Regions from separate parts of the Homo sapiens genome. Here regions 2 and 3 are each linked to region 1. A link is a contact called in ENCODE Hi-C or POLR2A ChIA-PET data. All regions are on one chromosome and are shown on one strand. Each heading gives the region's core, a stretch centred on a gene start or an enhancer-like site at or near the end of the contact. The rest is flanking DNA. Distances are from core to core; before and after follow the strand shown. Region 1 has its middle 14 kb from the start of LINC00578. Region 2 overlaps LINC00578 (long intergenic non-protein coding RNA 578). Region 3 overlaps LINC00578 (long intergenic non-protein coding RNA 578).

Region 1 (3,628 bases), core at 645-3,144:
CCCACCCCCAGATTTGTATCCCCTAGAATTGAGACAGACTGTCTATTGTCTATTAGCTCCTCTGCATTGAGCTTCAAACTTTTCCATCCCCCACCCTTGTCCTCCTAAATGCAAAGAGGTAGCCAGATAACCACTTTCATTCTACATACTCACCATGTATTATTGGGTGAAATAATTTCCCAAATGCAATTTTATTGACTGTCTCTCTTGCAGTTCCTTCTAGAAAACTGCCATGTAACCAGTTTTAGGATGGACATATAAGCAAAAGCCAGCCAATTTGCTTTCTAAACACTGACCAGTAAGATCCTCTTTCTTCAAATCTGAGCAAACAGGACATAAAGATAGGCTGTAGTGGGTACTGAGCCCAAAGGCTATGATGCAAAGCTGGGGCCTATAGTGTCCTGCAAGACGGGCAAGCAGGGAGAGTAGGTCAAGAAAGGCACCAGAGAGAACTTAAAGAAACAAACTCCACAGAGACAGTGAAAATAGCCTCATTTCTGATTTCTAGTTCCCAGTTCCAGTTGGATTCTTTGAGTTTACTTAACCCCATCCTCCACCAACTGCCTTTCTGAACTTGAGCTAGTGGATTTCTATTCCTTGTCATTTAAAAAAAAAATGTCCTTTGGGAGGCCCAGGCAGGCAGATCACAAGGTCAGGAGATCGAGACCATCCTGGCTAACACGGTGAAACCTCATCTCTACTAAAAATACAAAACATTAGCCAGGCGTCGTGGGAGGCGCCTGTAGTCCCAGCTACTCAGGAGGCTGAGGCAGGAGAATGGCATGAACCCGGGAGGCAGAGTTTGCAGTGAGCGAGATCACACCACTGCACTCCAGCCTGGGCGACAAAAAAAAAATTGTCTCAGCCAGGCATGGTGGCCCATGCCTGTAATCCCAGTACTTTGGGAGGCCGAGGCAGGCAGATCACCTGACGTCAGGAGTTCAAGACCAGCCTGGCCAACATAGTGAAACCCCGTCTCTACTAAAAATACAAAAATTAGCTGGGCGTGGTGGGCAGGCGCCTGTAGTCCCAGCTACTCAAGAGGCTGAGGCAGGAGAATCGCTTGAACCCAGGAGGCAAAGGTTGCAGTGAGCCGAGATCGCACCACTGCACTCCAGCCTGAGCGACAGAGTGAGACTCCGTAAAAAAAAAAATTGTCTCAAATTGAAAACATGGACTAACATTCGTGTATTTGAAGAAAAAGAGATTTAACACTGTTTTTTATCTAAGATTGTTTTTACTAGACAATTTCTCTTATTTCTGCAATACCAAAAATATGCAACCATCAATCAGATTTCTTTCTTATATTCCCTTTAAACATTGTGAAAAAATGTTTTTCAGGCATAAGGAAAAGCCCAGCTCTCAGCCCGTCTCTTCATCCTGCCCCTGCCCATCCCCACCGTCACCATAGTGTAGGTTTGATCTTGTGTCCATCCCCAGCCCAGCCCCCTGCACAGATTGCATAATCTGCTTGCTAAGGCATAGCTCAGAACTTCAGAGTCCCAAAGAGAGCACATCAGTGACCCCACTGGGTAGAAGCCCCTGTCATTGTCATTTTCCCATTGAGATACAATCCAGAGAAGTGAAGGGATGATTTAATATCCCACAGGGAACAAGCAAGGGAAATCGCATTTTATTTAACCTTCAACCAGCCTAAAAGGTAAAATATTATCCTAAAAGGTAAAATGTACAAACACACTCAACCTCACAAGGCTTGCCTATGCTTTACCAAAGATCACACATCCAGTAAGGGCTGAGGCCTGACTTTGAGTGAAACTTATTAAACTCTAAAGTCTATACTCATTTAATAATACATCCTTCTGCCTCCAAGTTTTTCGTGGTCAAACCACATTTAAACCCAGATCACATGACTCCTGATGACTAAACAAGGGTTCTCTCCAGTCATTATTCTGGTGTTCTCCAGGAACAGCTCAAAGAAAAAGGTGTGGAGATGTAGCATTGGGTAGAAGATGAAAAGGAAGGCAGCTGAGAGCCACCTTGTTACTTCAGCCCTCTCTCCTCTTTTTCTTTAACATTTCATCAAACAAGGGCATGATTTATAAGCCATCTCCAGGTTGTGGCCCTGAGTCACTGTCCCTACCCAGTCCAACCCTGGGGGAGGCAGTCTCTAAGATACCCACCAATGACCCCCACCTGCAGGATTCATACCCTCGTGTTATACGCTCCCTCGCTGTACCAGGGTTGGTCTGGATAACCAACCCCATATAACAGCACTTCTGACAGTGGGTTAGTAAAAGTGTGCAACTTCCGACTTGGGTATTCTTTCTTTCTGTTTCTGTCTTGAATCACTCACTCTGGGGAAAGCCAGCTGTCATATCATGAAGACGCTTAGGCCACTTCAGAGAGGCACACACGGTGAGTGAGGAACTAAAGTCTCCAGCCAACAGCAAGCAAGGAACTAAAACCTGTCAGCAACCATGTGAGTGAGTTAGAAAACGATCATTCCCCAGCTGAGTGTTCATGTGAGACTGCAGCCCTGTCAAACAGCTTCACTGCAACCTCATGGAGACCTTAAGCCAGAACAACCCAGCTAAAATACTCCCAGGCCCCTGAGCCACAGAAAAAGATATCTGTGGCCTTAAGCTGCTAAGTTTGGATGTATTTTGTTACATAAAAATGGACAACAAATTCAAGTCCTGGGAAGTTCCTCCAAATACTAAACATTTCTCCTGCCTAGGCTTTCTCAGGTTATTCCTGTTGAAGTAAGTAGAGTTATTTTCCTTTGTCTCCATAAACAAATCATTGGTGTTAATCCACTGACTCCCCTCCCTGACTGGGGAATAAGCTCTGTAGCTGCTTCACAAATATTTCATTTGAAATATGCATATGGTTCTAGATGATAAAATCTTCAGAAAGCCACTACTGTCTGCTTCCTTTGCTTTGTCATTTTTATAGTCCCTTTAGTTTTCTGAATCTTTCCCTCACAATAAGTCGGTCAATAGAAACCACAGAATTTTAAGGAAGAGTTTGACTCCGCTCCTGGGCAGAATATTTAAATCATAGGTTGTTGTTTGTTTTCAGGTCAACCAGTACAATTATGCAACATAAATTCTTTTAAAGCATCTGGGACTTCAGTTCAATTTAAGATCCTGTGGGTTTTATTACCAGAATGAATGATTATAAAATACATGCATGCAAATGAAGAGATAAAAAAATTAAAGGGCATATGAAATTTAATGGATGCTACTTGTAATTCCATGCCAAATTGTTGCAAAAGACAGTGGCTAGGCCACCATGTGAAAATGTGGTTTATGGTATTTATAACTTGAGAATGCGATTTTAATAGTCTATTGCCATGGATATATATTATAAAACAGAGTAGAGAATTAAGTTTCTGGTATTAACATGTGGGGGAGGGGGAAGTTTTTACCTAAGTCTGTCATTGGTTTTATTGCCAAAATAGCTTGTTTTGACTAAGGTGATTCACTCCAACAGCACACCACAGTAAAAACTTTGTGAAAAATGGAGATTCTTTATTTTTGAGTGTTTTTATTCTAAGAGCTCATTTGGGACTAATCTAATTCAGTCAATATTTATTAACTGCCAAAAATGTGAAAGCTAATACATTCGAGGATCTGGGGGCTGGGAGTGGAGGGAGTTAAAATTG
Region 2 (3,628 bases), core at 716-3,215, 250 kb before region 1:
TTTGCATTTTCTTAATTATATAAAGCCCACTAAAAACATCATAGATTATGAAAAAACAAGTAGAGGAACTCTGCTGACTATCTTAGTGAAATGGCAACACTTCTAACATACATTTTTTTTTTAAATTCCTCTAAATTATTGCCCTTAGAATCTAAGCAGCATAAGTCAAAGGTCATAGCTCCAACAGCTTTCCTTGTCAAAATTATCTTCACAGGAAGCAGTCAATCATGTAAAAGCACAAAGCAATCTGCCAAAGGACTTTCCTTAATGGTTGAAATTCCAAGGATGCAGAAGTCTTAAAATGGTTGTTTCTTCTAGTCAATTGAATCCCAAGTCCCTTCTGTGAGGACAATGTACAACCCTTGGAACAAACAGAAACATTTCAAAGCCTCTCTGGAGACCTTCCAAGTGTTTTTAAATTAATTTTTCTCCTGAAAACATTCAAAGCCCAAACCCCCATATACCTTCAATTATATTCTCTTGGTCATACATGACAGTTGGATTCTGGTCATGAAGTGTTGTTCTGGGGCAGATCCCAGTTCTTCAGGAAAAGGAAGAGAATCAGGGAGATAGGGGTTTTCAACAAGTCTAGACCCCAATTATGGAGGGCCCCAAGAACTGCAGAGTGTCATAGCAAGTTCTCGGGCACTAAAGGGAACTTCTAAAACACAAAGACCATATTTCATTCACCCTTGTATTTCTAGTGCCTAGCACAGTATCTGACACCAAGCAAGCATTCGATAAATATTTGATGAATAAATAAATGAATGGAGCTGGAATTTAGTGATTATGTCTTGGATGCGAAGTGAGTATTTGGCCTCAGCAACAAAGAGCACAAAATAATCTAGAACTGGGGCACAAGATTGGAGCAAGACAAAGAAGACATACTAGATGCTGAATTTCTTTAAATACTTTAAGTTGGAAACCAGTCTAGTCACAGAGTCAAGAGCAAAGATGAGTCACCAAGAACTCAAAAGAATTTAGCTATTTAGGTGGCATGTTGAGTCAGGAAGCCAAGAAAGTTATTATTTATAAATTATTATATAATCTGATTGGAAAAGGTCAATAATAGTAAAAGATCTGGGTTTGTTCTTCATAAGCTTATCTGTTACTCCAAGAAGCAAAACCAGCCTTGAGCAATACTGTAAAATAAACCTCACCTTCTTATCTCCCCTTTTGTCATTATCTTATAGTCAGCAAATGCCCCTCCTCAGGTCCAATGGCTTTAAATTTTAATCACCCCTTACTACCCACATCATCCAGGGACAATACCACTTGCTCTTGCTTCAGATGTTCTCATCATAAGTGTACCCATCTCATGTCTCAATCATCAGGCTTTGCTCCAGCTGGTTGCCTAACTCACTCATCTGCTCATGAATTCAGAAAGGGCATTAGTGATAAATTCAGGTAAAATATAGTCTTGTTTATTAGTGCCTTCTGGAGACAAGGTCTTTGCCCAATGGAGTATCTCTAATCATGAACATTTCTAAGTGAAGTAAGGCCACTGGGGAGGAGATCAGGGGCTGGCTGAACTTTTACTGCCCTTTAAATCACACCAGGGGAGGCAGCTACTCTTTCTGTCAGATCCGGCAGGCTGGCTAGCAAACCCTTTTAAAACAGCAACTGTCCTGGTTAAATTAACGCTGAAAGACCTCTCATGGCAAAACCTCAGCCTGGGGCCAGTCAGAAAGATAACGGTTTCATTAGCTGGTATCTTTTCAAAAGGATGCCTGAGTCATTTCCCTTTAGACCACTCTGACTCCTCTATTTCTGGTTATCTCAAAACACTTCTTATAAATTAATAGTTGAAAGCACACATCAGTGGTCTGTGGTGTCCCTTATATATGCCTTTGAAAAAACATCACCAGATAGCTAAAGAACAAAATTAAACTTTTCCTCCAAGACTGTAACTGTACCCAAACCACACCTGCCCCAGCAGTTACTCACGGCCTAAGGAGGGACATCCTGCTACAACCCGATGATGAGTTTCAGGGTGTTTGTGTTCAAAAAACCCTGCAAAATACCAGGCTGCCAAGTTAATAAAAGGGAAGTGTTGGCAACCATTGTGTAGGCTTATGAATTTTACCCATTTTTCTTTTCCTAGTGTCACTACTGCTGCCTTATATTTTTTTCAGAAATAATAGAATATAAGTGAATTCATATAAATATATATGCATATATATACATATACATATATACACACATTCATACATATGTAAAGTCACTATTCCTAGAAATATTCCCAAAGGAAGCTGCCTTTTAAAATGTTTTTCCTTCAAAATAACAGAGTAGGTTATAGTCTTTGTTGTGAATTATAATCGTCTCACATATTCAGCAGACAGCTCTCTAGAAACTCAACCAAATACATTTTCCCTCTTGAACTGAACAGAAACAATAACAAAAAAGAAAAGACTCTAGCACTGAAGAGGAATGTACTTAGATCAGGTTTATAGACTTTATAGCAGACGATAAATAAGGTCACCCTGGAGCCATAAAGGCCAGAACTAATTGACATATTCAAGGATTCATGAAACCAACAGAATGTCTTTAGCCAACGGAGGACATGAAATTAAACATACAATGGACTGTATGTAGGAAGCAGACCCAGGGAAGCCAGTCAAATGATAGGAAATGGCAGAGGAAAAGTCAAAAGAGAAATCAGGCAAACAGCCACAGCCTTTTATAAGCTCAGACACCTGAGGATACCATTCTGTGACCCAACAGTTTACAAATAATAAAGTGATGGTGCTGAGTCTTAATGAAAAGGTTAGGTCATATCTGATAGACTGTTTAATAAGACAGGAAGATGAGCAATGCATCCTAGATAATTATCCATTAACAATGGTTTTCAGAAAGGTTTGATACATAAAATGTATTTTTAAGAATCTAAACATTGCAAGTACTTTATTCCTGAATGTCAACCAATAGATGAAGTGTGAGTATGTTAGTTAACCATGTTCAAGAACTGAGAACAATAGAGGGAGAAACTGTCAAATGTCTACTCTATTATTTTTTACTCCAGTTTTGTTACTTTCAAGTACTTGGAGTATTTTTAATTTTAAAGGACCTGTTTTAATAACTAATAATTAGATATGCATGTTCTCAAATTAACATATTGAGAGTTGAAGAATAATCCTTCTGAAAAGCTTCTATATATCTATTTCAGTCATTTATCCAAGTATGCCAGGGACACTTCTTCACTTCTTGGTCAGGAGATACAGTGGTGAAAAGGTTTTTTGTCTATCCAAATGGCATCCCAGCCTCAATATGATTTTGCTTTTACTTTTGCTTAGAGTCTAAAAATTCTTTGTTTGTCACTCAAATTATTGTAAATTCTAAATCAACTAAGTTTATATGAAGTGGCAATTGTGCTAAGCAGTTCTAGCCTCAAGAAATATTCAGATCAATACAAACCCATCCATGATCACCTGGACTCAGAATCTAGCCATGAAGAACCAAGTAGACAGTCACTGAAATAAAATAAATGCCATGTTAGAGCTGTAAACACAAGACTTATTATGAGAGCAATGACAAAAGGAGTAAGCATCGTTTAGTGTGTGTGTGTGTGTGTGTGTGTGTGTGTATGTATGTATGCTCACACATATATACATATAGATCCATTAACAAT
Region 3 (3,628 bases), core at 743-3,242, 170 kb before region 1:
TTGTGTCATTTTAAAGATTTGTAAGGGCCCACATTGCTAAAACATAAAACGAACAAGAACTGACTTGTGTGCATAGAATAGGTCTCTTTCCTCAGAAAAGGAAGTGGCTTGGGAAAAAAAAATCCACAGGGTAGTTTCCAATATCACTACATTCTGGAAGTCGAGCTAGAGGAAGTAAGTTGGATGCTTACTTAATAGCCCTCACCAACAATGGTTTCTGGGACCAAAATGAATAGCACTTTTTGTTTTATTTTGCTTCTACCTTACTTTATACTAATTATATGAAGTGGGTTTTTCAATGTACTCTCTGCTTTTACATTCTGTCATCAGCTCACTTCCTCCCTCCCCTCTGCTTCCACCAGTTGGGGAAAAGTCTCTCATACATGATTATTGGCAAAGTGTTCCCACAAGTCATTAATTGAATCCTATTTCCCACAATAGCCATAGTACAAATTATTTTACATATCCAATTGCAAAATAGATGGCCCTGAATTTGTTTTTAAGACACTCATGTTATACAACTCAACTAGTATGGATGGAAGAAATCTAGTCTTTAGCATTATATATTGGTGTCCTAGTTCGTCAGGATCAAATTGATAAATATGAGAAAATTAAGCTAGGCGCTAAGTTTCGTGAGGGTATGGACCATTTCTCGCCACCCACCCCAATGCCTAACACAGTCCTGGCATGTGGATGGCATCAATAACATTTGAACTAAAATGTAATCGAATTGAATAGAAGTTTAATGATATCGCCAAGCTTAATTAGGCTGCAGCACTGTAAAAAAAAAAAAAAACTGGATCCTAAATAGACTAGTAGGTTCAGAAAACCCTGTCTGGTGGGTATCCGTCTGCACAGCATAAACAGACTGCTGCATTGACTGGAGAGAAAATAGGGAGGTAGGAATTTGCCTATGCAAAGCCAAGAAGCTGGCACTTTCCACCATTGGGTATGCAACCTGGTGAAATTTGGCAGTCAGTCTTAGCCAAAGGGGAAAGAAGCCACTCTGTCTTTAAGGACAGGCTTTCTGGAGAGACCTGCTTTCAAAAATCTCAAGGCCGTGACAAGTCACCACAAATCCGTCCTTTGCTAAACTGACTCTAAAGTGAAGCAACTGACTCCCTTCTGTGTTCCAAAAGCTTTTACATATTCAAGAGTCTTTTTCATACAGTAGCTCCAGAAAGACCTTTTTGAGTTTTTTTTTTCTTTTTTTCCATTTTAAACATCTTTTGTCTGGCAAATAAAGTCATCCTTCATCATTTTAATGTGTAAAACATTTCCAGCCAAAATGTGATTGAACTGTGCCAGATCAAAGGTTATAATGCAATTTGTCCAAGTCAGTAGGAAAATAGAATGTTAAGCATGAGAAACATTCTGAGACAGCAGGGGTGAAATGTAGTCCCCTCTCCACTGTGAACAGGGTAAGAGAAGATGAAAACCCAGGAAAAACAATTCAGCAAAAAAACAAGAACATTCAAAAGCCCAGAAGAGAATTCTGAAGTGCGGAGAAGACCTGGAGAATGTCATATTAACGATGAGTGGCAACTGAAAAAAAAGAAGAAAACCTTTCAGGAAGTAGAGGATACACGAAGTCAACAGGAAATGAACTGTGGGTTATTTAAGGTTATCTGAGAGCTAAATGTGCCCTAAGTGTGACCCAGTAAAGGAGGAAAGGTCTCTATAGAGATGCTAAGAGGTTGTCTGCTGGATGCATTACAGTGGGTATTAGACTTCTGGTTGTTTTTTTTTTAATCAATATGTGATCCAAGAATCACATCAAAGAAGGCCTCTCCTCCAAGCCCCATAAGCCAAACATAGGCTGCCTACGTTTGAAAGACCTGTACATACACAGATCCCATCCCTCAACTGCCTCCGTGTGTTTTTAATGGACTCTTCACAAGCCTAAACTGGCTATGTTCCAGCCATGAAGCATGAGGCTGGAGAACAGCTTTTTTGTCTTCACCAGCCAAGCATTCACTTCCTGTGAAGCCAGATAGATAATGAGAGGGAAACAAAACCGCGTTGCAGGGTCATCAGTTCAGCCTTGCCGCTTCTAAACAGAAATATATGTAGTGAATCAAAAAAGGCTTGTCTGAATGTGCCTTGGTCGAAGCACTGAGAGTCTACCTAGAGCATTCAGCAATGTCTGGAGCATTTCTGGAAGCCATCCACAGGAAACTGAAGCCACCGCATTGATTTCATAAGGATTCATTCTCCCCAGGCTGCTGGGTTTAAAATGGGCTGAGTGAGCCAGAGTACAAATTCAAATTTGCTTAGGCAATACCGAATCCTGCTAGATTGTAACCCTCTGCTGCCAAACTTCTGGAAAACTGCTTAAATTATGGCCATAATGTCTCTTGTCAGAAAACAAATGGATAAAGTCTTCTCCCACTTCCTGGGAAGAAACCAGTAAGCTGGGATAGCTTGGAGCACACTGGAACATTGCAAACCACAAATGTCTAAATTACCCAGCCAGGTGAGTCCATCCAGTTCTGGTCTGAAATGTGCCCTGAAGCAATACAGACATGCAGAACAGAGTTGCCCTGGCATAGTCAGCAGCGTGGAAAGCTGTGTGATTAAAGCCAAGGGATGTGCATGGGAGTTGTATGAGTGAGCAGAAGGAGGTATAGCTTTTGATACAATCTTCCTCCTTTGGGATGGAACACTTACACCTCTGGTTTTCATTTGCAAAGAGAAAAAAAAAGCAAAAGAATAAACAACAGAAAATATGACTTTGGATGCTTCTTTCAACATCTGAGTAAACCTTTAAGGAGATTCCAGGCAATAGAACTTGGCACTGTGCTTCACAAGTTGGTGTAAAATAACTGGTGCCAAATGCTAAAAGGGAATATCCTTATGACTCTGCATGAAAACTCTGGCAAAGCCCACTCCCTTGCAAAAGGGTCTTCCATGATGCTTTTGCCACAGAAATCCAGTATAATTCCACAGCACTGGGGTCTGGCACCTTTTCCTGGCATGACTCCTTGCTGTACGTATATGTGTATATCCAAGCATCTATGCTTAATGAGCATGCACTCAAATTCTATCTGGCTCGCCTAGTTAACAAGGTTTGGGCAGTCAGGAATATGTTGGGGCAATCACAGCATGGTTTTAAGATAAAAGGAAGGTGTTCTCTTCCTGGAAAGACTCCAGCAGTCCACAACCTAGACAAAGCCACGTCTGAGTCAGAGCCTGTGACCTGTGAATGTGACCAGTTCCCCAGAGTTTCTGGAAGACTTCACTGTAGTCTCCTTCAGCAAGTGAATTGCTCCCAGTCCCACCTCAAGCAAGTTGACACTGAACAGCAAATCTGCCCTATATTCAGCTGAAAATTCATGTTGGTTTGAAAGCCAAGAGGAGGGGATAAAACCTCTTGATGAAGCTAATAGGAGGGGTTTACATAAAGATGCAAATACAGTTGAGAATAATCTCCAAATTGGAGGTGGGGTTATGATTGGTCCTCATCTCTAGAGATATAGACAAAATCATTGCTACTTTAATTATTCATCGACATAACACAGGGATCAGTCACTACGGTTTAATAAGAGAAATTGTATTCTAGCGCCACTGACCTCAAGGAGCTTACAACAGTCATCATAAGCAATACTTGTAGAGGTGTTTGACATTT

The links. Hi-C counts contacts between places; a loop is a spot of excess contacts on that map. ChIA-PET counts read pairs that join two places held with the same protein, here RNA polymerase II (POLR2A). Pooled maps may share reads with other maps.
Region 2: a pooled map shows a loop between it and region 1 (8-fold over the local background). The contact joins two enhancer-like sites. A Hi-C loop is called at or near these places in 1 of 37 single-sample maps with no recorded cell type and 8 of 50 pooled maps. POLR2A ChIA-PET finds 5 or more read pairs at or near these places in 1 of 52 experiments (SK-N-SH).
Region 3: a loop to region 1 is called in a map of naive thymus-derived CD4-positive, alpha-beta T cell, with 1.9 times the contacts of the local background. The contact joins two enhancer-like sites. A Hi-C loop is called at or near these places in 1 of 168 maps with a recorded cell type or tissue (naive thymus-derived CD4-positive, alpha-beta T cell), 5 of 37 single-sample maps with no recorded cell type and 12 of 50 pooled maps. POLR2A ChIA-PET finds 5 or more read pairs at or near these places in 3 of 52 experiments (CD4-positive, alpha-beta memory T cell, CD8-positive, alpha-beta memory T cell and activated B cell).

What each region holds. Positions count from the first base shown.
Region 1 is chr3:177,425,982-177,429,609 of GRCh38, reverse strand. No RefSeq gene overlaps it. Among named protein-coding and RNA genes, the nearest start is that of LINC00578, 14 kb to the left of the region's middle. Within about 2 kb of position 1,894, at least 5 of the 41 ENCODE cell types and tissues checked have a DNase peak (open chromatin) inside an H3K27ac peak, as active enhancers do.
Region 2 is chr3:177,677,953-177,681,580 of GRCh38, reverse strand. All of the region lies in intron 3 of LINC00578 (long intergenic non-protein coding RNA 578), which reads right to left. Among named protein-coding and RNA genes, the nearest start is that of LINC02015, 140 kb to the left of the region's middle. Within about 2 kb of position 1,965, at least 6 of the 41 ENCODE cell types and tissues checked have a DNase peak (open chromatin) inside an H3K27ac peak, as active enhancers do.
Region 3 is chr3:177,596,000-177,599,627 of GRCh38, reverse strand. The region is part of intron 2 of LINC00578 (long intergenic non-protein coding RNA 578); the gene reads right to left. Among named protein-coding and RNA genes, the nearest start is that of LINC00578, 160 kb to the right of the region's middle. Within about 2 kb of position 1,992, at least 28 of the 41 ENCODE cell types and tissues checked have a DNase peak (open chromatin) inside an H3K27ac peak, as active enhancers do.